Linked DNA regions of Homo sapiens: region 2 is linked to region 1. Evidence: chromatin loops called from intact Hi-C (ENCODE). Cell type or tissue: PC-9. All regions are shown on one strand. Links, peaks and the distances in the headings refer to the core of each region. The heading gives the core; the rest is flanking DNA. Region 1 has its middle 150 kb from the start of LINC02836. Region 2 overlaps LINC02836 (long intergenic non-protein coding RNA 2836).

The links. Hi-C counts contacts between places; a loop is a spot of excess contacts. Peaks named below come from ENCODE experiments on the same cell type or tissue, not always from the same donor. Only the 100,000 strongest peaks of a DNase experiment are listed, where the experiment ranks them.
Region 2: a loop joins it to region 1, with 2.8 times the contacts of the local background. A loop is called at or near these places in 2 of 110 quality-filtered maps.

The regions. Positions count from the first base shown.
Region 1 is chr6:105,773,531-105,789,830 of GRCh38, reverse strand. No RefSeq gene overlaps it. Among named protein-coding and RNA genes, the nearest start is that of LINC02836, 150 kb to the right of the region's middle. RefSeq lists a silencer at 9,131-9,331. In PC-9, for the core only: no CTCF peak of the experiment used is centred there; a DNase peak (open chromatin) is centred at 9,370; H3K27ac peaks cover 2,397 bases.
Region 2 is chr6:105,601,105-105,617,404 of GRCh38, reverse strand. It overlaps LINC02836 (long intergenic non-protein coding RNA 2836), which reads left to right. Exons shown (of 6, transcript XR_942833.3): 6 at 4,613-4,894. Among named protein-coding and RNA genes, the nearest start is that of LINC02836, 23 kb to the left of the region's middle. RefSeq lists enhancers at 15,432-16,011, 15,383-16,300. In PC-9, for the core only: no CTCF peak of the experiment used is centred there; DNase peaks (open chromatin) are centred at 8,264, 8,834 and 10,304; H3K27ac peaks cover 3,937 bases.

The DNA of each region.
Region 1 (16,300 bases), core at 4,553-12,552:
GGGTCCATTCTAGTTTTATTTTCCTGGTGGAAGCCTTCCCCTGTCTTCAAGCACCACCTCAAATCTCACTTTCTTCATCAAATTTCCCCAGGATAGGTGTTTCCTCTGGACTCCTATACAGTTTATGTCTAAATCATTATTTTGGCATTCAGCATTCATTCATTCATTTATCAGTTTTTAGGACACAAAGGTAAAGTAGGCAAAGATCTTTCAAGAACTTGTAATTTAATAGGGTGATGGCCTATACTTTTATTAATTCATTAAAAAATAAGCTCATTGCATATTAACATTGTTAGCATATTTGAAATGAAAAAATATTTCAGAACCAAAATATGAGTGAGAAGAGTGGCATTCTTTTTTCACTTTTAGTAAATGAAAATAGCCTAATAATTATGGCTTCATAAGAGAAAGCTGGACTCCTGGTCTGCTTCTGCATTCAATGCAATATCACAGATCATGTCACCTCTAGAAAAGTCCACTGTACACTCACGAGAAATGCAAATTAAAAGCAAATAACATAATTATATATCATTAGGTATTATTATAAAAATATTTTTTCCTTACTGGACTCCCTGGGAGTCTCAGTGTCCCCCAGAGGTCTCTGAACCACACTTTAAGAACTGCCAGTTTATGCTATACAGGGCTATTCACCTCTTTTGATGGATATTCTGTATTTGCTCTCTCATTAAATTGCTACCTCCACAAGCACAGGGATTGTGACAGGTGCTCAACAAAATGAATAGCTGCTGCTGCTGCTGATGATGGTGTTTGTGTGTTCACATTTAAAACCATATATATCCACACGTATATACATACCTGTGTATATCTATCTATCCATCTATCAGTTTATCAATCACGAGTGTTTTAGGGAGGTAAAGTTCACGTACTCGTAATACTGTTAAGTATTACTGTTAAGCTGTAGCTGGCTGTTAATAATTTGCGTAAAGGTAGTAACAGAGGTAATGTTAGTAATAAAGCTAATTACTCTTTCTACGAAGAAATTAGTCAGAAAGGAAATTCATGTCCATAGACAGGAAGGAAAACTAACAGTTGCACTTTGGCAAATTTTAAATTCCTAGGGCTTTTGGTACCACTTCATCATGTTCCTTTCCTGCTTGGTGACCGATGGCAGGTATGGTCAGATTTGCACGTGAATAAAACATACCTGGAAACCCCAGCCTTGAAATCTGCCATAGGAAGTTCATATTCTTTAGCAATTTCTCAGGTGAATTACATCAGGAAGCGCTTAACAGGTTCTTTCAGGAATCAGTATTAATATACCTTCCTTAAGGCTCAAAAAGAGAAACAAAATGTGCCCTGGCCACATATCCCTTCCTCAGAACATGCCATTCTTAGGCATGTCAAAGCAGGGCTGAGTCTCACATTATCTTTCTCCAATGTAAGCCTTGACCAGACTTGATTTGCTTCAACTTATACATTCAAGATGAAATGTAGCCACAAAGAGAACTTTAAAATCTTTTGGCACTTACAACTAAGTATTTATACATCAGTCTTTCTGGAGCTGATGTATTTCATTTCTATTTTGTAGGTGGAAAGAACAGGTTAGTACAGATTGAAATGATCAGACGCATGGGATGAAAAACCATAAACTTACACATTGTTAAAGCTCGAAGGAGTTTGGAGATTGTCTTGTGTGTCCAACACTCTATTTTACAGTAAGGATGATGAGACCAGAGATGTTAAGCAACTTGCCTGGGGACTGTGAGCTTTCTCTCTGAGTCTCTGAGCTGAAGGTCTTTTGTGTCCCGTTCTGTGCACCAGCCCAGTGAGTGGCTGTGTTGAGCCTTTCTCACAATCCAGGCTTCATCTCCCTTAAAGGCTGCACTGTACCGAGAGCACATGTTTAACATGAGGCATTGGGGACATGGTCTCTGCCGCCAAATGAGTGACAAGAGGTGCTTTTGCGTTGCTCTTAACAGGGCCACCATGCTTCTGAGTGAGGCTTTGAGCAATGTGTCCAAGAGATCAGGACACCGGGCAAGTGGTTCTCAGTGCTGGCTGCCCATTCCAACCTGCTGGGTTTGGTTTGCAAAATTCCAAGACTTTGGCCCCTATCAATGAAGTGAGAACTGGGGAAGGGGATATTGTGAGCATCACACTAGGTAGTTCTCGTGCACACAAGAGCATGATCTGGCCATGCTCTTTTCTCAGACCCTTGGTCTCTTCTTCCTCCAGCCAAATTAAGCTGCTCTCTTAGCCCTACAGGAGAGGCAGCACCCATCACAGGCCTTGCTTCAGAGTTTCAGGAAGATCTTGCTGAGTTAGTTGGGCAGAGAGTGCACTGCCCCTCAAGGCAAGTGACCACGCACCTCCGGCTTCGTGAAGGACAAGTAATTTTATGACACATGGCTTCCTGCTTGTCTGCATGCTGCCCACCACACCACACGCCTGGCCTTCCGTGAGCAGAAGTTTCACTACTGAAATCAGTGGGTGACCTTTCTCATTTTTCATACCGCCGGAAGAAGAGACAATTTGCTATCAAGTAGGTTTGCAAACAAGTTGGGTATTTCTGCAAGACAGGGAGAACCTAGTAATGGAGGCCTAAATGGGAAGCATTCCTGGGTACCACTTCATCATGTTCCTTTCCTGCCTGGTGACAGATGGCAGGTGTGGTCAGATTTGCACATGAATAAAACATACCTGGAAACCTCAGCCTTGAAATCTGCCAGAGGCCTTTGCCTTTTCACTGTTGGCTGCAAGAAAAGGTGGTTATTTTGTGAACATTTTCAATATCATTGTAACTCACTAAAGAAGTCTACCCACAAAACATCAAAACACTCTGTGTTCCCAGGCAACTGTTATTTGCTCTCTCCACTTTTATGCCAGAGGTGTTGGCGTCATGGAACGTGAGTAGGAGATTTCAACCTGTAGGGCCCAGAGTGCTGGCCCATCACAGCGACATGCCACCTCTTCCTCTTTCGAGAACAGCCCAGCATTTCAATGAGCGGGAGCTGAATGAAATCCTCATCTGGGGAAACCTCATGGGATAAAATGTAGGGAAGGCATCAAGCACAAGGTAAATCCAAACTTGGAGCAGAAGGGGTAACAGTGCAGGAGGAGTGGCACAGTCTCCAGGGAGCCAGCTCTGGGTTCCTTTTCCTACATCGGCTCCTCCAGGGTGTCTCCTCCCACCCTGGGTAGATACTCCCCTTGCAACACAGAGGAAGCTTCATACCCTTGGCAGCCAGGGAAGGTGCTCTGCTCCAAACTGCCCAAGGCTGATCTTGCATTTGAATGATCTAATGAGGAAGCAGAAGGCTTAGGTGCCTCTCCCCCAGCCACCATTCCCTTTAGGAAATGTAGTCTCATGGTTCTGATGGGAAAATCATGAAATTAAATATTGATATAATGAATTCCATTGCAGGAAGTAGTAATTTTACCAGTAGAAACTGTCATTTAATTATATATGCATACATGCAAAATAGTCAAAAAAGTAAGAGTCCATCAAATATTTAAAGATGTAAATTCTGATATTTTGATGTAAGTTATTAATTTTTTTCAGATAAACAGTAGAAGATACCATAAAAGTTTAGAAAATTTAGTGAAACAAATAAAAGTGATAAAAGTCTACTTATTTTCTTTCCCCCCTCTGTAAATTAGAAGATCACTATTATCTTATTTTAGTAAAACTCCGTCTCAGTTCCACTTTTGAAGAGAAGTTTGGGAACTTCTGATGTAATGGATAAACTACTAGACCCTAAGCAAAACCGTACTCTGTCTCACACTGAGATTCTGGTCAGTGTTCTGTTCTTAACAAGCCTGGTTGCTTTTGACAAAGTCTCAGCCCTGCTCCTGCCTGAAAAACGTTGCCCACACTCCTGGTCCCACGAACTACTAGCAGTGAGATTCAAGCTAAGTTGTCAGTTGCCTGGGAGGGACAGGAGAGATTTAATTGGAAGGAGAATTGTCCGGCAAATATTGTTTAATGATGGCAGAATAGAAACCAGTAGGCAAAAAGGCAAACTGTGGTGCTGATCATGAGCCAGAGCAACAGCTTTCAGGAGCTGATTTTGCACTGAAGTACCTGAGAAGAGAGCCTGAATTTCAAGCTCGAAGAGGAAGAAAAAGGCTTGAGACAACCCCATCAGTGCAGAAAACAAAACTCAGTGGGGAGAGAGGGGAGAGCAAGAGCAGAGAAGGAAGTTCCTAGTCTTGGGTCAGTTTTAATGACTTCCTCTAGACAAACTGAAGGACAAAAGAAGGAAGGCCCAAGCTAGCAGCGGAAAGAAGAACCTTGCTGGGTGTGAAGGGTGGCAGGGCACGGCAGAGTACCACTCAGGGCAAGACATGTGAGCAGATGCCACTGAGAGGTAGAGGAAACAGAACCCCATACCGAAATAGCATGGCACATTCATTCACTAGAAGGCTGTCCCAGGATAATGCCTGAAATTAGAACAAAATATAACATCAGGCCAAAGACATGGATGCTGTGGTGGAAAGAGGTTGGGCAGTGTTGTCCACAACAGACCTGGGTTGCAGCCCCAACTTCAGCATTTTATATCTGAGAGAGGACAAATTGCTTAAAACCACTCAGCTTCCTCATCTGCAAAATGCTGATGATAATCACCTCTCGAAGGTTTCTTATGAAGTTTGAGATCACATATACAAAGAACCTATGAAGATTCCTGTCACATAGTGAATATTGAATAAAGGGTAGTTATTAGCATCTTGTTTTGAATGAAATGGTGGCTGTGTGGAGGCTCCTTTTATGTCTGAACATCTCCGTAGGGAAGGAAACAGGAGAGTTGAAGGTAGATCTACCTGGGCCTATGAGGGAGGAGTCTGGGGAGAACATCAAGATAAACTGCTTAGTTATTCCATGTGGATACTGAGGGGCTGGCTGGCTAGATGCAGAATGCAGCCAGCTTGGACTTCATGGGCCACCAGCAGGGACACTGCGTTAGCACACAACCCGCCCATTAACCTCTTGGACAATGGAAAGTAGGGTGTGGGATCAGACCTCCAAAGGCAGGCTGTGAAAAGCCAGCAGTGAAGAAGCAGGTGCGGTGAACATAGTTCCGGCCTACATCCCCATGGGCAGCCTGAGAGCTCACAAGAGCTAGATGCAAAACATCCAATGCAGAGAGAAATGGAGAGGACAATGAAAGGAAGACTACAGGAGGAAGATTTGTAGCCAGGTCGGGGGTGGAACAGAAAAGCAAGCTAGAAATAAGCATCTGGCACAGGGTGAGATCAGCAACTTTTGATCTTTTACCTGTTAAAAGGTGATTTATGGTCTAAGAGAGTGAAGGTTGAAGGCAGAATTCGCCAGAAACACTCCCTGATGACTGTCTCCATGCAGGTCCAGGAGGAAAAAGAGCCCATGGAGGATGAGGGCACTGCCCTTGGGTGAGTGGTGGGCACAGATGCAGTGAGCCCCAGGGCAGCCGATCTGTGTCTGAGTTTACCATCTGCCTCTTACTAGCTGTATGACCCATTCTTAAGTCATTTCCCTGCTCCAGGTTGCAGCCTCCTGGCTACCCAATGAAAGAATGGAGCCAGAATATCATCTCTAAACATTAAAAAAAGACACCCCTTTTGGAGCAATACCAGAATCTCCTGTGCTCTCCCCTCCCCAGTTGGGCACATGGTCCTTTTCAATAACCCCCACCCCTAGCTGGATCATCACCCTGGCCCTTTCCAAAGCTGACGGTTGGTTGTTCCATGAAGTGAGAGGGACATGTATTCCCAGGAGAGCAAAAATAAGAAAGGTGGAAAGAGAAGCAGAGGGGCTCAGTGCAGATTCTGATGTGGGTGCTGCTCTGGAAGAAATGGTCCAATAGCAAAAGCTGAAGGCAGGGTGGGAACAGGCAAGCTCTGGGATCGTCCAGCTCCTGAGCTTGAAGGAGTGTGACTTAGGGAGCCTGGAGCAGGACAGGCCACCCTATGCGGATGGCTGATTTCCCAAAGGAGACTCCCTGGGGACACACCATGTTGCTTTCCAGCTCGGAGGAAATAAGATCTTAGAAGCTGTGCCTCGAGGTTGTTTCCTGACTATCTGAACGGGCAGCCCTGGACAATCTGTGACCAGCCCCTGAGTCCTTAAATTGGTGGTGCTTCTTGCCTCAGCCACTTCCTATTTTAACTTCCTTGAATCTCCCTGCTAATTTCCCTCTTCGTGCTACTATGCATATGCAACTTGATAATTTCTTGTGAAGTAGGTACTAAAATATAAAGAGGCAATGCTGGCTAGTGTTTAAGAAACAAAACCAAAAGCAGATTCTGGAGCCACACTGCCAAATACACACGCTGGAGCCAGATAAGCTTGCTAGCTGTGTGTCTTTTGTAGGTTACTTGACCTCTCTGTGCTTCATTTCCTCATGTGAAGCGTGGTTAATAATCCTCCCAGTCTCACAGGATTGTAAGAAGTAAATGAGTTAATAAGTATGGAGTGCTAGAAGAGTGCTGGTATGAAGCAAGCACTTCGTACTGCATTAGTTCTTATTATTTTCCAATTTGTCACATTTCCCCCAACTGTCCTTTCTCATTATTCTTGAGCGCACACAATAAAGCGACTGTAGAGTCAGCAGTAACAAACCTGAGGTGTTCCCACCTCCTTCTTTCTTCTACTTCTGCCCCAATTTGAAAAGGACTGTTGGTCATTATGTCTTAATCAGTTCTGTAATTTCATCACCTGTTTCTAACTGATTTATTTTTTCAGAAAAAGGAGTGCCAAGGGTACAAAAAAAATTAGTTAGAAACAATGAATAAGACCTACAATTTAGTAGCACAAGAAGGTGATGATAGTCAATAATAATTTAATTGTACGTTTCAAAATAACTAAAAGAGTATAATTGGATTATTTGTAACACAAAGGATAAATGCTTGAGGGGATGGATATCCCATTCTCCATGATTGGATTATTACACATTGCATGCCTGTATCAAAACATCTCATATACCCCATAAATATAGGCATCTACTATGTACCCACAAAAATTAAAAATTAAAATTGAATAAAAAGAAAAAGGAATGCCAGTGAACTGAACTTGGGAGAATACTGGGAATGGGAAGGTCTCTCCTCCTCTCCCAGGTCTGTCTTCCTCTGGCTCTACCTTTTCTCTACTGGAGAGGTTCAGGTTTAAATTTCAAAGCTCGTTTTCAGATTGAGTTTTTGAATTAATCTATCAAAATCTGAGAGAGAAGGAAAGTGGTGAGTTTTTCATCCTTCTAAGCAGATGAAAACATAGCAAAGAAATCACAGCAAAGAAAACCATTTTGCAGAGTTCAATATCTCGATCTATAAGTAGTTGGAAGGTCTCAATGGCTGGCGCTTAAAAGGAGAATGAAATGAACATTTCTGTATTCCTATGGCTTTGTTTCACAAAATGCATCCAGTATTCTGGATTGGAAATGAGGTGGCAAGTAAAGCAGCACGTACTATCTTCTATTGTAATTGAATTTTATACCATATCTGCGGATGAGAAAGTATTGGAAAGGAGGAGATCATCATAAGATTTAAAATTCAAGCTCATGAGCTAAAAATGTTTTCACCCAGGTTTTGATTTGTTTTGTTTTGTTTTAATTTTGTAACATCAAGGGATTTTCTTTTTACCTATCAAATAGCAAATACTTCCTGTCTGGGTCCTTTCAACTTTGCAACTGCACTTAACCTTTTGTAGTCAGACTCAAAAGTCCCTTAACCAAGGGAAAGTCAACCTAACCACACCCCAGAACAGGAAAAATAAAAGACATATTATTGTGTGAGACACTTTCTTTGAGGCAACGTGTCTGTTGCGATCAATTATTTCATTTATTCATCATGAGCTGGAGACAGTCATGGACCTTGTTTACAGGAAGTTCTTTAGAAATGAGCTTTCCTAGCTTAACTGAACTTACAGCAAATCGTGTCACTCAGAACTCCACCTGTATTATTTTCTTTCATTTTTACCTGACCAGGTAAAGGGGGATAGGGTGGGGACCCTCTGAAAACCACATGCTTTTCTCAAGAATTTCTGCCGGTCCAAAAACAGATGGCAGAAATGGCATAAACATGCCTTTGGATTGTAGGCAATGTCTTGTGTCTTCTGCACACTCTGTGGCTACTTCTAGTGTAGTGTTGACCCTGTGTGATCTGTTCACCTGTCAGGCTTCTCACTAGATCTTGAGCCCCTTGAAACCTGGGTCCAGGTCTTATTCACCTTTTATACCCTCGGTGTCTAGCATGTTGTTAGAGCTTACTAAATTATAATAGTATTACTTTTTTATGCCCCATCCCATTCTGCCAGAGAACTTAAGAGATTCATACACATCCTTGTTGAATTAACAAATGTTCTTGAATCACATGTACTTTGATACCGAGAAGGCAAAAATCAGTCTAGGCACACCTTGATGAAACGGCAGAGATGACTCACCTCCCAACTGGGGGCGGGAGTGGGTGGGGAGAGAGCATTTGTGGAGTCATAGGATGATGGAGGCCTCTCCGGCAGGAGGCTTTACCGAGATTCCCTGTTATCCCTGTTTGTGTAATTCCCCCTCTGACTTTACATGAACCCAGACAGTTGTCTGGCATCGTCCGTGTCTGTTACACAACCAAAATGTGTTTTCTTGTAAGCTTTTCATTTCCCTTAGCAAACAGGTTTTGGCTTCCATACCTTAAAAAATAAAAATTAGGAGAAGCCTTATGGAAGAGCTATATGCATATATATAGTAAAAATATCGTTACTAAGGACCGGCATGGGGAGCCCCACCATGAAGATGAGGAAATGGGAGCCCAGAGGTAGTCGTCCTGGCTTAGGTCAGCCAGGGTCCCAGCCCCTGAGAGAGAATTGGATGTACCACGTCTGCTTGATCGGCTTGGCCCACTATACCTCATTGTTCTTTGGAGAACTCTTTCCTATTGAACTGAAGATGTGGGATCCCTAGCCAGAAGGAACAGTTCGCTGTGAATCAATTTATCCCATCACTTCGGCCCACAGGGAGAATGCTGGGTGGGATGCCACAGTTCCATGATGGAGCCTCAGCGTCTTCTGCAACAAAGGATGAATTTCAGAGTGACCACAGGAAAACAATACTGCTTTTGTTGTGGAAAATGTCCTCTAATTTTCCTCCTGGTTGTGGTTGCTGCAAAGGCTGTTTGTTCATGCAAGTGTTTATAGCATGCCTTTGCACTTTGTCAGGGGAAACTGGCCTTCCATCCTGCCATCTTGCAACACGACTTCTGAGTGTATTTCACTGATCCTAATAATAGACACTGTGGCAACCACCTGTACTTAAGGTCATTGTCTCATGGGTTTCACTCTAATGCTCTACTTCCTGGTGTCATAGTCAAGCTCTGAATGGGCACACCCCTTCCCAACTACATGAAAATATGTCATTAAGAAAACAAACAAAACAACTGGCTTCTCCATGAAAACCTCATGACTGACACTCCGTGAAGTATAGTGTTGATAAACCTGTTGTTCGTCCTCCCTAAGCGTGAGCTTGGTAGATGTCCACTACCTTAATCACCAGGCAATCTGAAGGAAAGTATTTTCTGTTATCGTTAAGCTTATTCATGAAACGTGGAGTGCGTTTATGCTTACATCACGCCAACTGGATTCAGTCGCAAGGACTGTAATTCAGACAATCCAGTCCTACAGGTCATCGGGACATATTTCTTTCAGGCACGATACCTATTTACACATTTGATACCTGACTTGTAACACACACTATATTCTTGAATAATAGAAACAAAGATGAGGAAAGCCCCAAGCGATACAGCACCGAGAACACTCTGGGCTTCTTGGGTTTGGTCACTATATTCCTTTCCCTTTTATTAGCTTCACCGTCCAAGTTGCTTAATCTCTTTTGGTTTGGTTGGTTCATCTATAGACTGGGGGTTGATAGTAGCATATTACCTACAGCCCACTTGACTGATGATATTTTATCACTGATGATATTTTAAGACTCCTTAAGGTCTCGTTCTTCCCTGCAGGTTTTTTTTAATTGATTCAAATGAAGGGCCCTTTCACTGCCACTGAGATTAAGTACAGTTGAATATAATCGGCCTCCACCTTTATTACCCCCACCTCCCTGCCAGTCCTGCTCCTGTTCAGGAATAAGTCAGGTGGCATTGGATGGTAATATATCATCAATTAAGCATCATCAGGTGAGCTCTCATGTCAAGATTCTTGGGTTCGAAATTTTATCCAATGATCTAAGTTAGATGGGCATAACCAATTCAGAGTGATCTTATCATGATCCAAATTATTTGTGCAGGTTCTTGGAAGTAGCAAGCATCCCTCTTTGTGCTGGGTTCCAACATATAGGAGCAGAAACCTTCAAACCATATTGTCCTTCCTCCTTATGCCTGCTTAGGGTTAAATAATTGTCTGATTGTAAGTTGTTTTCAGCACAGCTGGGCAAGTGGTTTTAAGAGATTTTAGAGATGAAACTTTGAAAACAATAACAACCAAAAGAAATGACTGTCGGGGATATATTTTATGATCATCTGCAAATAGTTACCACATAGAACGTGTCGTTAATAAACTGAATTACCCAACAGTCTTCCTTGCTGGATGTGCTCTGTTTCCTGCATGTGCGTCTGTTTTTATCACAGCTTGGCATCATTTTTAAAACATCTGGGCCCTGACAAAGGGGATTTGAGTACAAAAGAATTCTACGTAAAGTAAAACAACAACTTTCTCTCCTCTTTAATGTTCCCCTCCCCCATCTTGTTAGCTCCCCAAACTGTGGAAGGAGAGGCTTAAATCCAGACCCCCACATTCTGTGATTCCTACCCTAGAAAGTGCCCCCACCCCCCACACACACCTCTTTGGCTTAGCTGTGTTCTTTCTGTCTACTGAAGTTAGGTTTGGGTCTCACTTCCTTTACCTTTGAGTTTTTCCAAACTTTGATCACAACCCAGTCCACACAAACACACACACATTCACACAGTGTAATGTATTTAACAAATACTTACAGTATGTTCCGGGCACTGTTTTAAGCCCCTTAAAAATATTAACCCACTAAACCCTCATAACCCTACGTGGGAGAACCTATTATCCCCACTTCATAGATGAAGACACTGAGTAGCAAAGGTTTAAGTACATTCCCCAAGGTCAGTGCTAGTAAAAGTAGCATCATTTTGAACCCAGATATGGATTGTACTCTGGTCTGGTCTATTCTAGTCTAGTCTAGTCTAGTCTAGTCTATGACTCTGTTCTATTTTTTTTGAGACGGAGTCTTGCTCTGTCGCCCAGGCTGGAGTGCAGTGGCGTGATCTCGGCTCACTGCAAGCTCCGCCTCCCGGGTTCACGCCATTCTCCTGCCTCAGCCTCCTGAGTAGCTGGGACTACAGGCTCCCGCCACCACGCCCGGCTAAGTTTTTGTATTTTTAGTAGAGACAGGGTCTCACCGTGTGAGCCAGGATGGTCTCGATCTCCTGACCTCGTGATCCGCCTGCCTCGGCCTCCCAAAATGCTGGGATTACAGGCGTGAGCCACCGCACCCGGCCGAGTCTGTTCTATTTCTTTACATAAATGTTGATCTGGGTACACTAAGTTCCTTCAGTGTCATGAAAAACAGAAACGTATCACTTTATCTTTGCCATCATTGCAGTCTGATAGCACAGAATAAGTTGTATCACTAATTTGGCCTTTGTCAATGCTGTGATTATTTATCTTTGTGGATATTTAACACAGTGACTCTGGTAAAGACTGTATGGCTTGAACGTTGGTTAATATATTGGTGTCAATTGTTAAATGACTGTCTTTTGCGGGCTTCAGGGTCAGATCACACCCTTGTGGATGAGGGTAATGGTTATCATGAGTAGTGGGGGAGACCAGACCTTAATATTGGGGCAGAGGATAAAGCCTCGGAGAAAAAGGTCCTTATTTGGGACAGAGCTGTGATTTCTTCCTTTTTTGAGCTGGAGATGTGTTTGATCTGGACTTCACAGCTTAAAGAAGCCAGGGGTGGGTTCTGTGGTGGAAGGAGCTTTCTCTGGCTTACGTGATGGTCATTTGGGAGTGAAACAAGAAATCAGACAGTGAGAGACCAGGGGATGGATCTGGGTTTTGAATCAGCTAAATAGGCCTGGGCCTCCATGCCTGGGAAGTCCTCTCTCTCAAGACCCTAGTAGGGATACATTCTTGCAATAGAGACCCCAGGATATTCTTTAACGTAGTCCTTAATGAGTGTCCTAGGTTGGCACAGGGCTGTGCCCTACCCTGAAGGAAACTATTCTGGCACCTGGGTTCCTTCCTGGAGTTTATTCCATTGCCATGGATCTCAAAACGTGTGGTTCCTCAGAGCCAAAGCTATTTTGTAACAAGACTAAGACATTATTTGCGTTTTTTTCACTTCCTTTGTCCCATGAGTGTAGAGTTTTCTGGAGCCTAAGTTTTAGGTAATATTGCAACAGACTGAATGCATTAAGTGGATTATGAGAATCTTGCTATTTTCTTTTTTTTTTTTTTTTTTTTGAGTCTCACTCTGTCACCCAGGCTGGAGTGCAGTGGCGTGATCTTGGCTCACTGCAAGCTCCGCCTTCTGGGTTCACGCCATTCTCCTGCCTCAGCCTCCTGAGTAGCTGGGACTACAGGCGCCCGCCACCACGCCCAGCTAATTTTTTATATTTTTAGTAGAGACAGGGTTTCACCGTGTTAACCAGGATGGTCTCGATCTCCTGACCTCGTGATCCGCCCGCCTCAGCCTCCCGAGGTGCTGGGATTACAGGCGTGAGCCACCACGCCCGGCTGAGAATCTTGCTATTTTCTATTAAGCCAGACTTTAAAGACATTTGCAAAAACCGTGAACCAATGCCCCTGTCCTCACTAAGTTTATTTGCTAGAAACATAGTTGTTATTAATATTAACATATAAAATATTAAAATATTAATTAAAATGGTACTGATATTAACATGTAGTGGCTTTAAAATTATTTTAGTGAATTAATAAATATATATTATTAAATTCTCAGTTTTAATTTCTAATATAGTAAGTTTTACTAGAAATGACTTATATAAACAAAAATGTTGAAATCATTAATAGTTTTTAAGAGGGGAGAGAAGTCTTGAGACCAAGAAGTTTTAAAACAGCTGTGTTAGGGCACTGTTGTCTGAATGGTCCAATCTGGTTCACTACCATGACTGGATGAAGATAGCAGGAAGAAAGAAGAGAAGGGTTCTTTTCTATTTGTGCCTTTCTATATGGCTTCTTGAGCTTTGTGACATCATGGTGGCTAGGTAGCAAAAAAAAAAAAAAAAAAAAAAGAATTCCCACAGTGAACAATTCCAAGTGGATAAGGCCCAGTATGCGAGCACTTACCAAGCCTCTGCTACTCACATGACCATTTCCAGAGTCAACGTGGGAGGGAAATACACAAAGGCATGCATCCCAGGAGGAGTGATTCATTGGGTGCCACCAAAATAATAATCTACCTCAAGTGGATTTAGATAGAAAATTATACTTTTATTTTTGTAAAAAGAGGCTATTCTGAGCTATATGGATCATAAATCATATGTAATACCACATAGTCCATCTTTTACTTATGAGAAGTTGGGCACATATTGAATAATTTTTACCTGGAATACCAATTTTATTATAAAACAGTATTAAAATAATAGCAATTAAATTATTTAATCAATCAACTTTATTGCAAAGAATAAAATGACCTGAAATTGATTTCTTCTGAGATAAGTTATGAATTCTGTCCCCCTGATTAGACAGTGGCAGGGACTCCATCTCATACTTTTTTCCAACATTTAGGGTTACAGTAAGATGACATTTGAATTTGAAGATACATCTAAGATAAGTTCACGTTCTGAAATAAAAACTTGCAAAAATCAATACCTAAACGATGCCATCAGGCTGGTGGGTTGGAATTTGTGAATGTGTTGCTGATGATTAGGGTGCATCGTCTGAATCCTGTCCTGGAGACCAGAATATTTATGCAATACAATTCAGGCAACTAGCCTATTTGTTCTGGAAAATATAAGTGATTATAAAGATGCAGGTTGCAATCTACTTAATAGTATGATGACAAATATAATGGCAGCAAGGATGCTTTGAAGAACTGACTGTAAGGGAAATGAAGGTTAAAAAACTGTTACTGTAGTGACACACTGTTTATATCAGTTATTTCTTCCTTTTTATTGCTGAATAGTATTCTACTGTGTGGATGAAATATGATTTGTTTATCCACTTACAAGTTGAATGACCTTGTGTTGTTTCCAACTTTTTGGTGACTATGAATCAAGCTTCTGTGAACATTTGCCTTTGTATAGACGTATTTTCGTTTTGCTGGGGGTAAATGCATATGAGTGGGGCTCCGGGGTCACATGGTGAGTATATATTTAACTTTACAAGAAGCTGGCAAACTGTTTTCCAAAGTGGTTGCACTGTTTTGCATTCCCACCAGCAATGTGTGGGAGTTCCAGTTGCTCTACATCTTTACCAGTACTCAATTTTGTCCATTTAAATTTTTTTTAGCCATTCTAATAATGTGAGTTATTGTGGTTTTAACTGGCATTTCCCTAATAACAAATGATTTTGAGCGTTTTTGTGTATGCTGAGTTCCTATCTCTGTATTTTCTTTAGTGAATTGTCTGTTCAAATGTTTTGCCCATTTTTGATGTTGGGATTTTTGTTTTTCTATTGTTGAGTTTAGAGAATTCTTGATAAATTCTGGATGCATGTTCTTTATCAGGTATGTGTTGCAAGTATTTTCTTCTAGTCTGTGGCTTTTCTTTACATTTTTTTCAACTGTGTTTCATTTTTGATAGAATCTAATTTATAATTTTTCTTTTATGAAGCTTGCTTTTTGTGTTCTAAGAAATTTTATCTGCCAAGGTCAGAAAGATTTTCCATTTTTTTCTAGAGGTTTTATAGTTTTAGATGCCAGGTGTGGGTTGGGTTTTTTGCTTTGTTTTGCATATGGATGTTTCATCACTATTTGTTGAAAAGATTAAGCTTTATCTATTCAATTGCCTTGGCACCTTTGTTGAAATTGGGACTTTTGTAGATTTATTTATGGACTCTCTCCTGTTCCATTAATCTACATGTCTGGCTTCTTGCCAGTATCACACTATCTTGATTACAGTATAGTAAAGATTTATAGTAAATCTTGAAATCAGGTTTTATGAGTCCTCCAACGTTTTTTTTTTCAAGATTGTTTTGACTATTCTAGGTTTTTTTCTTTCAGTTGAATATTGGTTAAGTTATTCCCTCTAAACCTCAAGTTTCTCAGCTTTAACAAGTGGATAATAATAGTACCTACACCATAGAATTATTGGAAAAGCTTAAATTTTGTAATCCATTTAGTAACGTACCTGTCATGAGTTAATATTTCAAGAACTGTTAGCTATTATTTATCATTCTGTAGTTTGCATGACAGCTTTTCTACTATCTGAAACCTTGCACAGTAATATCCCCTTATCTGAGCTTTCACTTTGCATGCTTTCAGTTACCCAAGGTAGACTACAGTGAGAACTTGAGAGACAGAGAGAGAGAAAGAAGAAGAGACAGTACATCCATATAACTTTTATTGTAGTGCATTGTTATAATTGCTCTGTTTTATTATTCATCATTATTGTTCATCTTTTATTGTGCCTAATTTATAAATTAAACTTTATCATATGTATGTATACATGGGAAAGAACATAGTACATTATATATGGGAATCAAGTACTATCCTCAGTTTCAGGCAACCACTGGAGTTACTAGAACATATCCCTCACAGATAATGGGGGACTACTGCACCTTGCTTTATTCTACAACATGCACACACCTGCTGGAATAGTTTTTTTTGTGTGCGTGTGTGTGTGTGTGTATGTATGTGTGTAGGTTCAGCTACTGTAAAAAGTATTTTGGAATAACTGTTTGTTTAGTCAAGGAATTGAAATATAAATTTGAAAGGAGCATCCCAACATGGAAATATTTCTTGCATATCTCACTTTAGTAAGGGAATAATACTGTAAAACAATGAAGATTAATAAAAGATGCTATTGACTTTCTGAGTAGAGGAAGAAACAGCATACAGAACAGGAGGAAGATTGTTTAGAGTCAGATCCCAATAAATTTGTGTCTTGATTTGCAGCTTCTTAGCTATAAAACCTTAAATGCACTCTGTTGTAGTCACTTTTTTTTCTGAGGTGGGGTCTCACTGTGTTGCCCGGGCTGGAGTGCAATGGCACAATCATAGCTCACTGCAGCCTCGAACTTCTGGGCTCAAGCCATCCTTCTGTCACAGCCTCCCAAGTAGCTAGGACTATAGATGCATACCACCATGCCTTTCTACTTTTTTAAACTTTTATTTTCTTATTTTTAAATTTTTGTAGAGATGGGATCGTGCTTCGT
Region 2 (16,300 bases), core at 4,058-12,057, 170 kb after region 1:
ATTCGGGAGGCTGAGGCACAAGTATCGCTTGAACCTGGGAGGCAGAAGTTGCAGTGAGTCGAGATCATACCACTGCACTCCAGCCTGGGGGACAGAGTAAGACTCTGTCTCATTAAAAAAGAGAGAGAGAGAGAGTATTCACAATACAGAAGTAGAGATAGATAAGGCAACAATTCATAGGATTGTATATGAGTTTGCCAGGGCTGCCATAACAAAATACCACAGATTGGGCAGCTTAAACAAGCAGATATGTATTTTCTCACAAGTTCTGGAGGCTGGAAGCCCCATCCAGGTGTCAGCAGGTTTGGGCTTTGGTTTCTCCTGAGGTCTTGCTCCTCGGCTTGCAGATAGTTGGCTTCTCTCTGTGTCCTCACGTGGTCTTTCCTTATGAGGGAGCAGCTCTGGTGTCTCTCCCTCTTCTTGTAAGGGCACCAACCATATTAGGTTAGAGCCCATGTTAACAGCCTTATTTTAACTTTGTCACCTCTTTAAAGACCTTATCTTCAAATACAGTGACACTGAGGTCTTGGGGGTCCTTCAACATAGTAATTTGGAAGAGACACAATGTAGCACATAACAGTCTATCAAAAGCTATGGTGGAAGTTGCCCAGGATATGTGGGAAGCCCAGAGGAAGGGAGAGTTGGAAAGGCTCCACAGGGCATATGAGGCATCACCAGGTCTTACAGGATATGTAGCAATTAGCCTGGTGCAAACAGTGGGCTGTCCCCACAGATGGAATGAGGCATGAATCAAAAGCTCATGAGTACATGGTGACATTATGTACTTTTAGAACCACATCTTAATTTCAGTCCAAAAATTCTACCATGCTATTTGTCCTTCCAAGACAAAGATGCAAAACAAGGATGTGTGCAGGTAGGAAAGAGATCTAGAAACATTAAAGGGTGTTTGCATAGGATGGAAGCTGAGCTTGAAGTTTAATTGGAGCGAAGCAACCATAGAAATATAGGGTTGTAAGCCAGACAGGGTAGAGACAAAGACCAGGAGAGGCCTGCCCATCAACCATTTGTGGATTCTGCACTCTTGGACACTGTGTTAATGCAATTCTATTACACTGTCTCTCCATCTAGGCCCCTACCACCAGGGACCTCTATGTGAGGCATAAACCAGTAGGGAGGGCCCACACTCCATTTTCTCTTATGTGGTCTTTATTGTTCAGCAGATAGATTTTTCTGCTTGAAGGGGGCTTTTAAAAGCCAAAAGTTTTTGCATTTCCAAAATCTGTGGAACCATGTTTGTTGCGGGAAGTCAGGGACCCCAAATGGATGGACCGGCTGAAGCCATGGCAGAAGAACATGGATTGTGAAGATTTCATGGACATTTATTAGTTCCCCAAATTAATAATTTTATAATTTCTTATGCCTGTCTTTACTGCAATCTCTAAACATAAATTGTAAAGATTTCATGGACACTTATCACTTCCCCAATCAATACCCTTGTGATTTCCTATGCCTGTCTTTACTTTAATCTCTTAATCCTGTCAGCTGAGGAGGATGTATATCGACTCAGGACCCTGTAATAATTGCATTAACTGCACAAATTGTACAGCATGTGTGTTTGAGCAATATGAAATTTGGGCACCTTGAAAAAAGAATGGGATAACAGCAATGTTTAGGAAACAAGAGAGATAACCTTAAACTGACCACTGGTGAGCCTGGCGGAACAGAGCCATATTTCTCTTCTTTCAAAAGCAAATGGGAGAAATATCGCTGAATTCTTTTTCTCAGCAAGGAACATCCCTGAGAAAGAGAATGCGCACCTAGGGGTGGGTCTCTGAACTGGCTCCCCTGGGCATGGCCATCTCTTATGGTTGAGACTGCGGGGGTGAAATAGACTCCAGTCTCCCATAGCGCTCCCAGGCTTATTAGGAAGAGGAAATTCCCGCCTAATAAATTTTCGTCAGACCGGTTGATCTCAAAACGCTGTCTCCTGATAAGATGTTATCAATGACTATGGTGCCCGAAACTTCATTAGCAATTTTAATTTTGCCCCGGTCCTGTGGTCCTGTGATCTCGCCCTGCCTCCATTTGCCTTGTGATATTCTATTACCTTGTAAAGTACTTGATGTCTGTGACCCACACCTATTCGCACACTTCCTCCCCTTTTGAAACTCCCTAATAAAAACTTGGTGGGTTTTGCAGCTTATGGGGCATCATGGAACCCACCGACATGTGTTGTCTCCCCTGGACGCCCAGCTTTAAAATTGCTCTTTTGTACTCTGTCCCTTTATTTCTTAAGCCGGCCGACGCTTAAGGAAAATAGAAAAGAACCTACATGAATATCGGGGCAGGTTCCCCGATATCTGGCACCCACGTGGTCTTTCTTTTTTCCTAAATGCATGAGGGAACCCGATTCCCTTTGGTACGTGCAGTGAAACGTCAATCGGCTTGGTCCACAGATATGCGTGTTCGACTCCCCGACGAGTGGTCAGTAGTCTGTGTAAGGTCTGGGTTAACTATGGATCATGCAGAGTGTAAGCATCATGCTTATCTCTGCTATATTAAACTCCTGTTAAAACAGGGTGGTGTTAAGTGCCTATGGAAAATATGCTCACTCTATTCAGGTCAGTAGAAAAATACTGTCCTTGGTTTCCTGAAAAAGGAACCTTAGATGTAGAACTATGGGATCTTGTTGGTACAACATTCAGGGAACTGGTCTCCACAGGAAATTATGTTCCCGTAACTATTTGGGGTGACTGGGCCTTAGTACGTGCTGTCCTGATGACATACCAATCCCGAGACAGCCCCTACAGTTACCACAATTTTCTGAATCTGACGATCCTCCACCTTTTCCTCAACCTTCCTCTCCTGCACAACCTTCATTATCTGAACCATGCTATTTGTCCTTCCAAGACAAAGATGCAAAACAAGGATGTGTGCAGGTAGGAAAGAGATCTAGAAACATTAAAGGGTGTTTGCATAGGATGGAAGCTGAGCTTGAAGTTTAATTGGAGCGAAGCAACCATAGAAATGTAGAGTTGTGAGCCAGACAGGGTGGAGACAAAGACCAGGAGAGGCCTGCCCATCAACCATTTGTGGATTCTGCACTCTTGGACACTGTGTTAATGCAATTCTATTACACTGTCTCTCTATCTAGGCCCCTACCACCAGGGACCTCTATCTGAGGCATAAACCAGTAGGGAGGGCCCACACTCCATTTTCTCTTATGTGGTCTTTATTGTTCAGCAGATAGATTTTTCTGCTTGAAGGGGGCTTTTAAAAGCCAAAAGTTTTTGCATTTCCAAAATCTGTGGAACCATGTTGACTTTCTATTGATTAGCAAAGATGTAGATTGCAGTAGAGAATTAAAGAAATGGGAAGTTGCCTGGCGTGGTCGCTCACGCCTGTAATTCCAACAGTTTGGGAGGCCAAGGTGGGCGGATAACCTGAGTTCGGGAGTTCGAGACCAGCCTGACCAACATGGAGAAACCCCGTCTCTACTAAAAATACAAAATTAGCCAGGCGTGACGGCACATGCCTGTAATCCCAGCTACTCGGGAGGCAGAGGCAGAAGAATCACTTGAACCTGGGAGGTGGAGGTTGCAGTGAGCCAAGATCGTGCCATTGTACTCCAGCCTGGGCAACAACGGTGAAACTCCATCTCAGAAAAAAAAAAAAAAAAAGAAAAAAAAAGAGAAAGAAAGAAATGGGACATTTTCTGGCTTTGTGTAATATCTTTATGATGCTTCTGTAAAAAAGTCCTCCATTTTCCCACCTCAGAATCAGTAACAATGGTTTAGATTTAAAACTAAAACTGTTTATTTTAATTTTAAACCCAAATAATTAAGATTTAATAATTTAGGATAATTTGGAGGTTGTAGAATATGAGGACATTATGAATTGAATTAAAGAGTTATATTCCTCAGAGGAAGCTGCAGGTGGGTAAAACAGTTCATTCAAATTTGCTTTTGAGAATTAAAAGGGGGGAAATTCTGCTTTCTGAGGCACTGAAAAATGTAACCAGTGTGTGATTCAAAGATGTCCACCATATGGGTTTGAATGGATCAGCTTTCAGAGAACAGTGACATCAGAGAATGATTCTCCACTTCTGAAGCCCTGTGAGCCCAGGAAGCAGAGGAGGCTTAAAATGCCCTGAAATTAATTTTCCTGCTTTTATGATTTTAGCCAGTGTTTTCATTTTAGTATTGATACCCAGAAGCAGTTTTTCAAAACTGCTTTTAAAAAAAAATCACGTCAAATAATCAAATGACACTATTCATTTACTTGAATAACTGGAATACAAATTTCAAAATTTGCTGAATTGCATCAGATTCAAATGGCCAGGAGCAAGTTTGTACACATTCAAGTCAACTGGGGGATTTACTCAAAATTATTATAACTGGAATGTGCATTTAAATAAGCTGTAGGAGGAAACAGTGATAAAATATAGAGTTAAAAGTATATAAATGTTTACTTTTTAAAAATCATTTTTTGTCCCTGAAATGCTTTGAGATTTTGATAATTCTCTAAGTCAGACTTAGTTTATCCATTTTAGCTTTTATTATTATACCCTTAAGCTTTTCTGCATTTGGCATAATACCGCAACAATGCAAAGGTCAACTAATTTTTATTTATATGGGACTTTCAATCACAGTGCAAGCAGGAAATGTGTACATTCTATAGTCCATTCATCCAAGTTGACAAGAAGAAACCTCAGGCATGAAGACAGAACAAGCATTTCTCAACAATACAAAGTGATAAAGCGTCAAAATGAGCTTCATATGCGTCTCTTGAGTCCTTCATTCCAGCACCTTCTCCCATCCCCACTCTGGAACCTTTTCCTGGATCCTCCTCCCAGCTGGGTCTTGGTCAACTAGACAGAGGTTTGAGTTAAGGATAGACAGAAAAGAGTGGAGGGCACTATCGAGTTGTGGGATTCACCACAGAGCAAAGCCAAATTCATATGTGTTTTGTTTGAGTTGTAACTCGTTTTTCAATTATTCACATTCCTCCTTCCCTCCAAGAGAGTGAAAGTGAACAGAAAAGGCCAATCATCATTCTAGAATTTCATGCTGGACTGTGGAATAAGAACTATCCTCACTGCTTCTCTATCACAGATATTACAGATATCATGAGCCTTTGCTTGGCCAAAAAGTTCTATAAGAAAAAGGATTTTCATTTGTGGTAGAGGTGGGTGGACAAGTTTCTTTATCTAAGAGAATCATTATTCATCTCCAATTATGTACATAAATATTACTGGGTATTGTGGGGATGTAAAGACAAATGGTATGGTCTCATGCCCACATAAAGCTTACAGAAGTAGAAATGTTAAGATAAAAAGTGTAGCTTTTTAATTAGAAAAAAACCTCTTAGCCATGCTTGCATGTTCTTTTTGCATTTACTGGAAAGTGAAATCCTAATAATTTAGTGGGAAAGGGCATGGTTGGGGTTTTCCACTGGCATCCTACAAGGAAGCATGCACAATTTCAGACAATACAATCACGTTCTTCCAGCAAGAGAGAACTAGTTTGGTGCCTAAAATTGGTTCAAGGCAAAAGTTCCTGAGAGAAAGTAATTTGGGCAAGCCTTAGATCAAATCCTCAGAGACTAGCCTCCCTAGTTGTTTCATAATGCTTGGAGGAAAAAAAAACATTTTCCCTCCCACTCTTCTCCTGACGGAGGTTGCTAGGATGCCTATGACTGGCAGCTAGAGGTAGAAGTGTCATTGCTGCCACTGCCATACCCTGGCTGGCTGCTATTATTTTGGAAGGTGAGATGACTCCTGCCTCTGGGATCCCTCTAGTTATGAAATGATTTACTGAAATGTTTATTTTCATAATGGTAAATGAAATTTGTATTCACGAATATGAAATTTTTACTTCTGAATATGTTGTGCACCATTTTCCATAAACATCTGCCTACATCTGCTGCTGGTGTTTCTCCCACCGTTTCCTGTGGGAGGCTGCATGCTTTTGCCTCTCTCAGCCAAATCATGCCAAACAGAGCCCATTCTCCTCAAAAGTTAGCAACCAACAGTTTCACCTTGGCAGAGTAGGAACCAGCTTTTTTTTTTTTACTTCTTTTTCTTTTTGAGATGGAGTCTTGCTCCATTGCCCAAGCTGGAGTGCAATGGCACAATCTTGGCTCACTGCAGCCTCTGCCTCCTGGGTTAAGTGATTGTCCTCCCTCAGTCTCCCAAGTAGCTGGGATTACAGGCATCCGCCACCACACCTGGCTAATTTTTATATTTTTAGTAGAGACAGGGTTTCACCATGTTGGCCAGGCTGGTCTCGAACTCCTGACCTCAGGTGATCTACCTGCCTCAGCCTCCCAAAGTGCTGGGATTACAGGCGTGAGCCACCACAGCCGGCCGAAACCAGCTTTTAAGTGAGCTCAGCATATTATAAAGGAATGAAAGCAATTAGAGCGTGGACTCTAAAGGTAGGTGAGACTTGCTGTTCCACTTAGAAACATAGAAACATAGGAAACTAAGGACTCGATGGGGACATCAATAGTAGGATGGCTTTTAAGAGGGCTGAAGTGTGTAAATATACACATTAAGCTTTGCAGCAACTCTGTGCCAAATCGAAGTTGTTGCAGACCTGGAATTTTAGTTTGGTAAAGGATAACTGTAGTTATTTTTTAAATAAAATGATTCATTAGAATTCTTTGGTTCTCTCATGATAATTTAGCAAGTTTGTCTCTTTCAGAAAGAAAAGTTTAAGTGGGGTTAATGGGTACAAAAGAATAGAAAGAATGAGTGAGACCTATTTGATAGCACAATAGGGTGACTATAGTCAATAATAACTTAATTGTACATTTTAACATAACTTAAAGAGTGTGATTGGATAAATGCTCAAGGGGATGGATACCTCATTCTCCATGATGTGCTTATTTCACATTGCATGCCTGTATCAAAACATCTCACGTATCCCATAAATATATACACCTACTATGTACCTACAAAAAATAAAAAATAAAACATTACAATTTGCAAATTAGAAAAAATAATTTTTTTTGAGACAGGGTCTCACTCTGTCACCCAGGCTGTAGTGCAGTGGCGTGATCTCAGCTCACTGCAACCTCCATCTCCCAGAATCAAGCAATCCTCCTGCCTCAGTCTTGTGAGTTGCTGGGGCTACACGCATGTGCCACCACAGCCCACTACTTTTTTTTTTTTTTGGTAGAGATGGGACTTCCTACGTTGCTCAGGCTCGTCTTGAACTCCTGAGTTCAAGTGATCCACCCACCTTGGCCTTTCAAAGTGCTGAGATTACAGGTGTGAGCCACCACACCTGGCCAAAATAATAAAATTTTAATCAGTAAAAAAAAAAAAAAAAAGAAAAGTGTAAATGTGTTCATCCAACAAAGCCTTTCTTTCACACATATGAAATATAAATAGATCCATTTAAATACGATATCCAGTTGAACCAGCCCTGAAGGGCTTTCTGAATTGGACATGTTCTGTCGCTACCAGTGGGGCTTCCTGGAAGCTGGCCCAGAGCTGGTCTTGTCCACGCAGAGGATCTGAAAGCACCCTGTGTCCTCGCCATCACCCTGCCCCAGGACAGCAACAGAAAGCACTGTCCCTATCAAAACAGTTCTGTTTAAATCCCGTCTGGAGGACCCATCCTGAGAGTGGCCGCCGGTGGAGTCAGAGGCAGACTCTTGCGTGTGTCTTTCCTTTCCTTTCTAGGGCTGATCCCTCATGTTTAAAGTAAGAGACTCTCAAAGTCAGGAAACTGGTCAGACGTCCAAACGATGTGGTGACGCTGAGGCCCCTGTGAACCGGAAACAGACATTTACTGTATCCCTTTCCAACTCAATCGCTTCCAAAGATCTACCTCTGGTGCTAAGGGGGGTTGGCTGCTGGCCCGAAGTCTAACAGACTATGCAGAGGCAATGCACAGTTCACGAAGGTCACTTTTATTTTTCATTTTTACTGTCTAAAGAGAGAGTTGGGTGTATAATGCTGGCACTTTTACAAGAGGCTGGTAAAGGGAGAGGAAGGAGGAAAAAGTAAGACTGTTTTTAATTCATCAAACTGTGGCTGATTTAGGAATAATAAACACAAGTCTGTTTCCTTGATTATTTTATAAATAGCAAATATTTGGGTAAGGAATTTGATAAGTGCACAGACTATAGGAATTGTTTACCAAAATGATGCGTCAGAAAAGAAAACAAACAATCCCCAAAAAACCCTGGAGTATGTCTGTGAGATTCTTCAGTCTGGTTCCCAAGGCCCTTAGTCATCATTCCCCTCATCTTTTGAACTTGATCAAAGCAACACGGGGGCCTCTGAGGGGAAAGATTGGTTCCATTATGCACAAGGCAATAAGGTAGTGCCCTTCCCAGCAGTTAATAGGCAAGAATGTTGTAAAATTCCATGTGGTTTTCAAATACCAAGGCGGAAGTTTTCTGGTTTATAATCTTCCTAGTCATCTTGACCAGCCTCGTGGCTTTCTCAGGCATTGCTGACTGTTTCCATGCTAAACCAAGCTAACTAGTCCAGAGATCTCCTGCCCAAGGCAGGCCGGACCACTGCCTGAGGCTTAATGAGAGTGGCCCTCAGTGCCCCCAACCCCACGCGTCTCCTCCAGACCCTGGCCGAAGTTCTGGGATTTCCACAGTGCCAAGTTACTGTAAGAGCCTCCGGACTGAGGCCACTGACCCAAACATACGTCAAATTGCATTTAAATGAGCAACACAGGCCCTGAGGAGAATAGGAGGGAAAATATAAACTGTGGTCACTGCATTCTTCTGATCTTTAAAAATTAAAATGGAAATATTTTGTCCATTTGGATTTCTGGGAACTTTAGAATGGGAAAGTTCTTCTGAAGTTCTTGTAAGTGGGGTATCCATTTTTTAATGGAATACCAACAGAAGAATAAGGAAGCGATGTTTTATTTGTTTATTCAACAAATATTTGTTGAGCATCTATAGTGGCTAAGGCTGTGACAGGTTCTGAGGAGAGAGTTTGGCACAGGGAGCTAAAGAAAATAAGAAATACATGCCATGAGAATCATGGTTCTCTCAAAGTGAGGAACTGCCTCACCATGGAAAAAGGAAAATGCAAGTGTATCATCTGCCTCCCAGGCAGCACTACGAGTCGCCCATTCCTTGTGATTAGTTTGTTAGCCTAGAACCTCAGAAAGAGGTCATCAAAGCCCACCCCAACCTTGCTCTGTCCAGTGGTTCCAGACCCTGGGAGTCACCAGAGACCAGCTCAGCACTGCTTGTTTCCATGCCTGAATTAGAGGTCAAAGTGTATTCTCTCTGCATCTATAAAGCACAATGTGCTTTGTGAGGGAAGAATGACTCCAGCCATGCAGCAGGGAAACCATAGCCCTTCAGAACACATGAGACTGTTTTGGTGTGGTCAGCTCTCTTGGAATGCCTCCTCAATAAAGCTTGTGATGTTGGTCCCCAATCCTACATCAAGAAAATATCTGCTTTTAACCACATTTGTCTCAGGGTCTTTGAGTTTCTTGATACAACCTTAATCCAAATCACAGGTTGTTCTGGCAGATTCAAGAACTCAGAACAGCTTAAATGTGGCCCGGGAAGGCAAAAGACTGGCAGTTTTATAACCAGTCAAGGAGAAGCAGGGAGTCTCTGGCAGCCCAGAAGGGGACAGGCACCATGCTGACAAGAGATGGGATATAAATAGAAAGGAAGAGGCTCTCAGTCAACATTCTTATCTTCACAATAAAGTCTTTTAACATGATAGGTATATGTTACACGTAAACCATTCATTTTCTCAAGAAAATAGATTGGATTTATAAAACACCTTTCTTAGTTACTCATTTTGAGTAGCTAAAAGAAAACACACGACTGCATCTAAGACTAGTTCTATTGGAGACCCTCTCTGTGGAAGTCTGACATCATGTAAATTTAAGTGGAGGTCAGAGCAGCTTTTAAACTTTGTAAAACCATGTTATAATTTTACAATACCTTTCATTTGAACATTTCTTCTCCCAGCACTTTTGCATGGGTGTAGATAATTTATGGCTTATTTTATGGGTAGAGAAACTGAAATGGCTAACCATTAACAGGTTGTGTTTTCTCAAAGTTACCCAGTAGGTAATTAGTAGATTTAAGAAAACAATCCAGGACTGCAAATTCCCAGTTTCTTGTTCTTTCCCCTTAGGCCTTTATACTTTAGATGATCCTAAATGCAATGCCATAAGAATGTAAAAAAACCTGTATTAGGTACCCTAAGGCACTATTACCTTCTTCTAAATTCTCAGATAATACCTTAATAGGGCATTTTAATGGCGAGCTTGATAGTTACTGTGTATGAATTTCTTTCCCATTTAATATTGCTCATAGAGTGAGGCAAGAGGGACTCTTGCCCTGGGCCCTTGGCTTTAGAGGACTTCCCATATCATAAGCACACACACTTATTAACCAACAAATGGATACTCAGTCCTGGTATCACACAGCCCAACATCTGACTGTGTGATTAATACTCTTCAGGCCCCAGGGAAACACTGTGGCACTTCTTTCGCCTGATGTCATCAGGACAGAAGGACTGTGACCAAATGCCATGAAGTCTTGCAGGCTGTGCCACTGCTGACAGCTGAGATGGGCGATGCTTTGGGATATGGGGAGTATTAGGTCGCAGGAGCACTTTGGTAAAGAAAAAGACAAATTAATTAACTTGTCAAGTCCTTTCAAATCGCAAAACCAAGTATCACTTCCCAGTAGTGCTGAGCTGCAATTTTCTTGCTCCTCTTCAACTTTGAATTGGTGGTTCCAGAAATATTTAAGAGTTAGTGTGGTATTTACCTTAGTTTCACATGGCGGCTGAGGAACAGTTTACAATATTAAGCACTTTGTGTTCTTTAATTTGTACATATGTATGGTTAAATGTGCCATTAGGGAATCGTGATATTCTTTACTTGAACATAAATATTAAAGCATATATTGTACAGACCTCAATTCATACAGTGGGCCCCACAAATACTATATGTGGATCTGTTCAGAGGTTATTACCTTACTGTGGGGCCTTGGACAGGTCATAACTTCTCTGGGCTTCTGGTTGCCCATTTGTAAAAGAAAAGCATAGGACTAGATGCTCTCTAATGTGTTTTTAAGCTCTATAAATTATTTTTAATTATTCTACTTATTTATAAATAAGCATATATTTCTTATAAGCCTTATATAAACTTATGTAAAACCTACCATAAATCTTATCTAAAACCTACTATAAACCCCATAAACCTAGTATGAAAATATAAACTCTTCTTTTACCTCATGTTGCCTATCCAGCCTCATTTATTCATTCATCAGACATTTATGAGGTACCAACTATATGTCAGATGTGGTGCTGTATTTGGGTGAGAACACAACAATGAATAAGTTACAGTTTATGTGTTCAAGCATGTCATAGACCAGAGGATGCATAATTAGATTACTGTCTTAGTTCATTGAGATTGCTATAACAAAGTATCTTAGGTCAGATAATTCATAAACAACAGAAATTTATCTCCACAGTTCTGGAGGCTGGGAAGTCCAAAATCAAGTTGTCACCAGATTCAGTGTCTCTTGAGGGCTAGCTCTCCAACTCACAGATGGCCGAAGGGGTGAACAAGTCCCCTTGGGCCTCTTTTATAAAGACACTAATTCCATTAATGAGGTTGGAGGCTTCATGACCTAATCACCTCTCAAAGGCCTTACCTCTTAATATCATCAATTTGGGGGTTAGATGTGAACTTTGCAGGGGAGAAAAACACTCCAAACATTGCAGTTACTATGCTCCAATATTCAAGTGCAGTGAGAGCAAAGCCTGCAGGACTAGGGGGCCCACAAGGGGCTGGGCAGCTTACCTACCCTGATGGACAGTGTGCCAGGGAAGGATGTTTGGAGAAGGCAGTATAGGAGTTGAATTTTAATGGATAATCAATAGTTAGGCCAGCCAAGAGAAAGGGGAAAATGTCTCAGGTAGAGAGGGCAACAGAAACGAAGGCACAGAGGTGACAGAGATCATTTAGCATGAGGAATGCAAACCTATTAGCATAGGATGCCCACAGAAGCGTGGGACTGAGCCTGGAGCAACAGGCAGAGGTGACACTGAGAGTCTTAGTTGGACTTCATTCTGTAAGGTGAGAAAAAACTCCAAAAGGTTATAAACGGGAATGACATAATAGGTATGGGTAATATATGGATCACAATTTGACAATGGTCCAAAAAGATAAATTAATGGAAGCCAATGAGAGGGACAATTTAGCAGGGTACAGACATCATCCAGGTGAGAGATCCTAGAGGCCTAGGGTGGGTCAGTGACAGCACAAATGGAGAAGGGGGCAGGACTGGAGATACATTTTGAAGAGTGACATGGACCCATTTGGATGACAACCAAATTCAGTGTCCATTTCTACATTGGGCCATCTGATTTTCCCCATGTGAACAGCAGAAAGAAAACTTTACCAGCTCTGTGTTCACAGATCTATGTCTTTAACATGATACTTACTTATTTTATACATTTGTACAAACACAAACTATTATTTTATTATGATGTGCAAGTTGAAAGAAGAACATGGATACCCTGCATTCCAAGAGGATCTTCATTGATCCTCATCAACTTCGGAAGCTGTTAACAAATTATGTCCAGTTCTCACTTTGTCATTTCTCATTCATCCTAATAGTGCTTTTGTGCAGGGGACGTTTGCACCATTCAACAGGACTCGTGCCATCCACCACACAGGTTTTCAGTTTTCAACAGAGAGAGCCTGTTCACAGCCAAGAATAGCAACAAGTCACTTCAATTTAGGCATCTGCAACTCTGTGTGTAAATAAGTCAGCAGCAGAAAATTGAGTTTTCTTATGAAAGGCAGATGCTTTTAAAATTCAAGGGGCAAGTTCTTGACACAGCAAAGGGGGTGACATTGTCCCGAATTATCTGGAAAGAACTGATGGCTGTTGGCAAGGGTTGGTCAGTCTGGGAAGGCAAGGGTTCCACCAGGGAATCAGCAAGCTGCCTTCAGGAAGCTCCAGAGGGAAGTCAGGTTGCAGTTCCAGCTAGAGCTCTGCTATCCAAACGGCATTTAAAGGGATCTGTGATTTACACAGATTTATGTAAGACTGAAGATACTTTATGAAATTTGTTCCTACAATTACATTTCCTAGGAATTACTAGGGATTAGAAAGTCACTATTCTCAGACACTCTGCCGCATAGTTTTCTGTAAACAGTTTATACAGAAATAAAGGAGAGGGAATGATCAGTTGCCAATTTGTGCAAGCTGTTCTGTGCAGAGTCTCACTATGGCCAATTCCTTGTGATTTATGTGCCAACTGCCTGTAGCCAGCTGGACAACAGTCATCCTGACTCTTTAGTGCTTTCAGAACATTTTAAAAGTAAGCCCTAATAAAAGGCTTCCTTTCTATTATCCCTGTCCTTTGGGATAAGAAAAATTCCCCACAGAAATTGTACACATTTTGCAAAAACCATAAATCCTGAGGGTGACATTTTAATGTCCCAAAGGCAATGCATGATAAATGTCTCTAATAAGTTAGAGCCTTTCTGGGATCCGTTGACCTTTGAAGTCTCTCCAGTAGATAGGTTTTGTCTCTTACTCAAAGCTACCATATATTGATTTTAATTTCTATTAACCCCAAAATTATGATCAAAAGTCTTCTGAAATGTTATTTGGGTTTTTTAATGCCCTGAAATGATGCTCAAATTCAGTGACATGAATCACTTTCTTTTTCTAGCACTAGAGAATTAAAAACCAACTATCACATTAGAAACTGTTTGGTGAGGAAGAGTATTATAGGATGCATATCTTAAATAAATTGTAATTTGATATATTAGAACTCAAATACACACATTATTTAATACTGTTACTGATATATTTCAGCTTACACATGCATGCACACAACTAGTTTTGTAGTTCACTAAAAGAATCCCCTAAGAATCTAAGATTCTTTATTAATAATCTTACTAATTACTAAGAATACTTGTTCTGCTATCAAAGTTGAATTTTCTAATCCAAAGAAGATAAGATGTATTTTATTGATTGCTGGTTTAGGGAGAATTTCAGCAGCACCAAGGGCTGCTGACCTCTTTGGCCTCTTTATTCCCTCCCCAGCCATGTACGTGCACTCCCCTATAGACTTTGGGGCACCAAATTTTTACCATGCTTAGGAATGGGACTCACCATAGCATGACACCTCTAAGTGGAAGTTCACATGGAGATCCTGACATCGAATCCATCAAAGAAAGCTTCTCATGTATCCGTCGAGCGTCTGAGGTCTGGGGATAACTGTTCTCCCAGAGGTTTTCTGACTGGGGCAGAAGACCCTCAAGACTTCCATACGGAGTGTTTGCAACATGTCAGGCAAAATTCACACAGGGATACGCAAGACAGACATGATCTCTGCCGTCCTGGAATGGGTCTTACCTTGAAGTTAAATGCCCTTTGGCCCTAACTGAAAGAACATTTTAATACCAAATTTTAAAAACTGAGCTACAGAACTATATAGTGCAATTCCATTTATGTAAAAAAAAAAAAAATACACAGAAGTAAACAAGTACATATGCGTACCCTTGTGTATGTTTTTGCAAGATTCCAAAGACCACAGTGTTACTGTGGGGTGGAGGACAGAAGGAAAGCACTTTTATTTTTAATAAAGAGTTCTCTGTGTTCTTTATTCTGTGTAAACCTATATAATTTTTAAAGTCTAGTTTTAAAAACTAAACATGATATCTTTATAAACAAACATGGAAAAGTAGTTGAGTAGAATAAAAAAGCAATTTATTAGTATATCAAGGAGATTCTATTCTCATAAAAAATAGATACATAGATAGTTAGATAGATAGATAGATAGATAGATAGATAGATAGATAGATAGATAGATAGAGCGAGCATCTGTGGGGAGAAAACTGAGGATATAAAGCAAATTGCTAATGAAAGTTATTCCTGGGGTTGTGATGAAAGGGAAACCCTCTTGTTTTCTATTACACATTTCTGTAACATTTGACTATTTTTTCAATGAGTATGAATTGATAATCAGAAAAAAACAAATTTTTAAAAATAAAAAATATTGCGATATGTTCTATGCCAAACAAGCTCAGCTAATTTATCTTCATTTAGGTGATAAAAATATCTTATGAAACATTAAAGAGAAAATATATATATATATATGTACATATATGTACATATGTATTTGTTGGTAAAAGGCTGCAAGCATAAACATGGACCCAGTCCTAGTTTTTCCAAATCCTCATGATTCTCTTACACCCTTTAAAGCTCTAAACGAGAAGGATTTCACATAATTCTTCAGGGTCAGTTTGGAGCCAGTCCCTCTGTGAGGTGTTCACAAGGGAAGGGCCTGGGTGAGGTGTGGCCCAGCAGCGGGCATGTGGACCCCAGAGAGGGGATCACTTGACCTTCCTCTGTGCCACCTTCCCAGTGATACCTCTAGGAAAGGATATTTATTTAGGCTGAGGAAAGAAGGTTCCTTTCTGTTTTTAACTCTTCAGCTTGACCTTGCACCCCAAAACTGTTGCCATCTTTTGAACCTCATCGACATGTAGCAAGCAGATTCAGTTTCATTTTACTCTCAGAGCACTCATTTGAAGGTTTTCATTTTGAATTGGCCCGAATCTGGGTCTCAGTCCCACACACAGCAGCAAGCTCTTGCATGATGGAGTTCGCCTTGGCAGGCTTGTCTGTACTTTCACTTCCCACCCAGATTCCTGAGCACAGACCAATGGGAGATTGCGTCAGCTTTGCCAAGGCAGACCAATGAAACAATCCTGAAATCCCCTTGGTGACACAGCATATGTGAAAGACTGTTTGTACCATATCGCATTGCTAAATTTAGAGACAGTCTGAGAAGAGGCAAAGAGAATGCAAGGACTAATCAATCCAAGAATACAGAAAACTTGCCTAGGCCAGTTAGTTAGTCTCCACTTATTTTGTAAAGCAGAGAGAGGAGGTGTTCATTTCAACCTCAGCCAGTTGCAACAAAGTCCTTGTTTCCATAAAGTTACTCTGGAGAAGGAAGTGCCTTCTAGGTGCTAGAAGCTGATGTCTGCCAAAAGCCCACACAAGATGTAAGCCGGGAAGAGTAATTGGTACCCTGAAAAACAAGCCGGTTATCCAACTCTCAGTTACTGACAATATCATGTGAGTGCTTATATGAGGGCAAATAATAAGCATGCACATAAAATCAAGAATCCCTAAAGGGACAAATATCAATAGCTAAAGTATTGTTTTAATTGTACTGAGGACATCATTTATGTTATTAATGAAGTATTTAGAGCACAGGCATCAGAGGGACCCTTAAATTCATGTTCAGAAATCAGACCCTTAGGATACGTTATCTCATAAG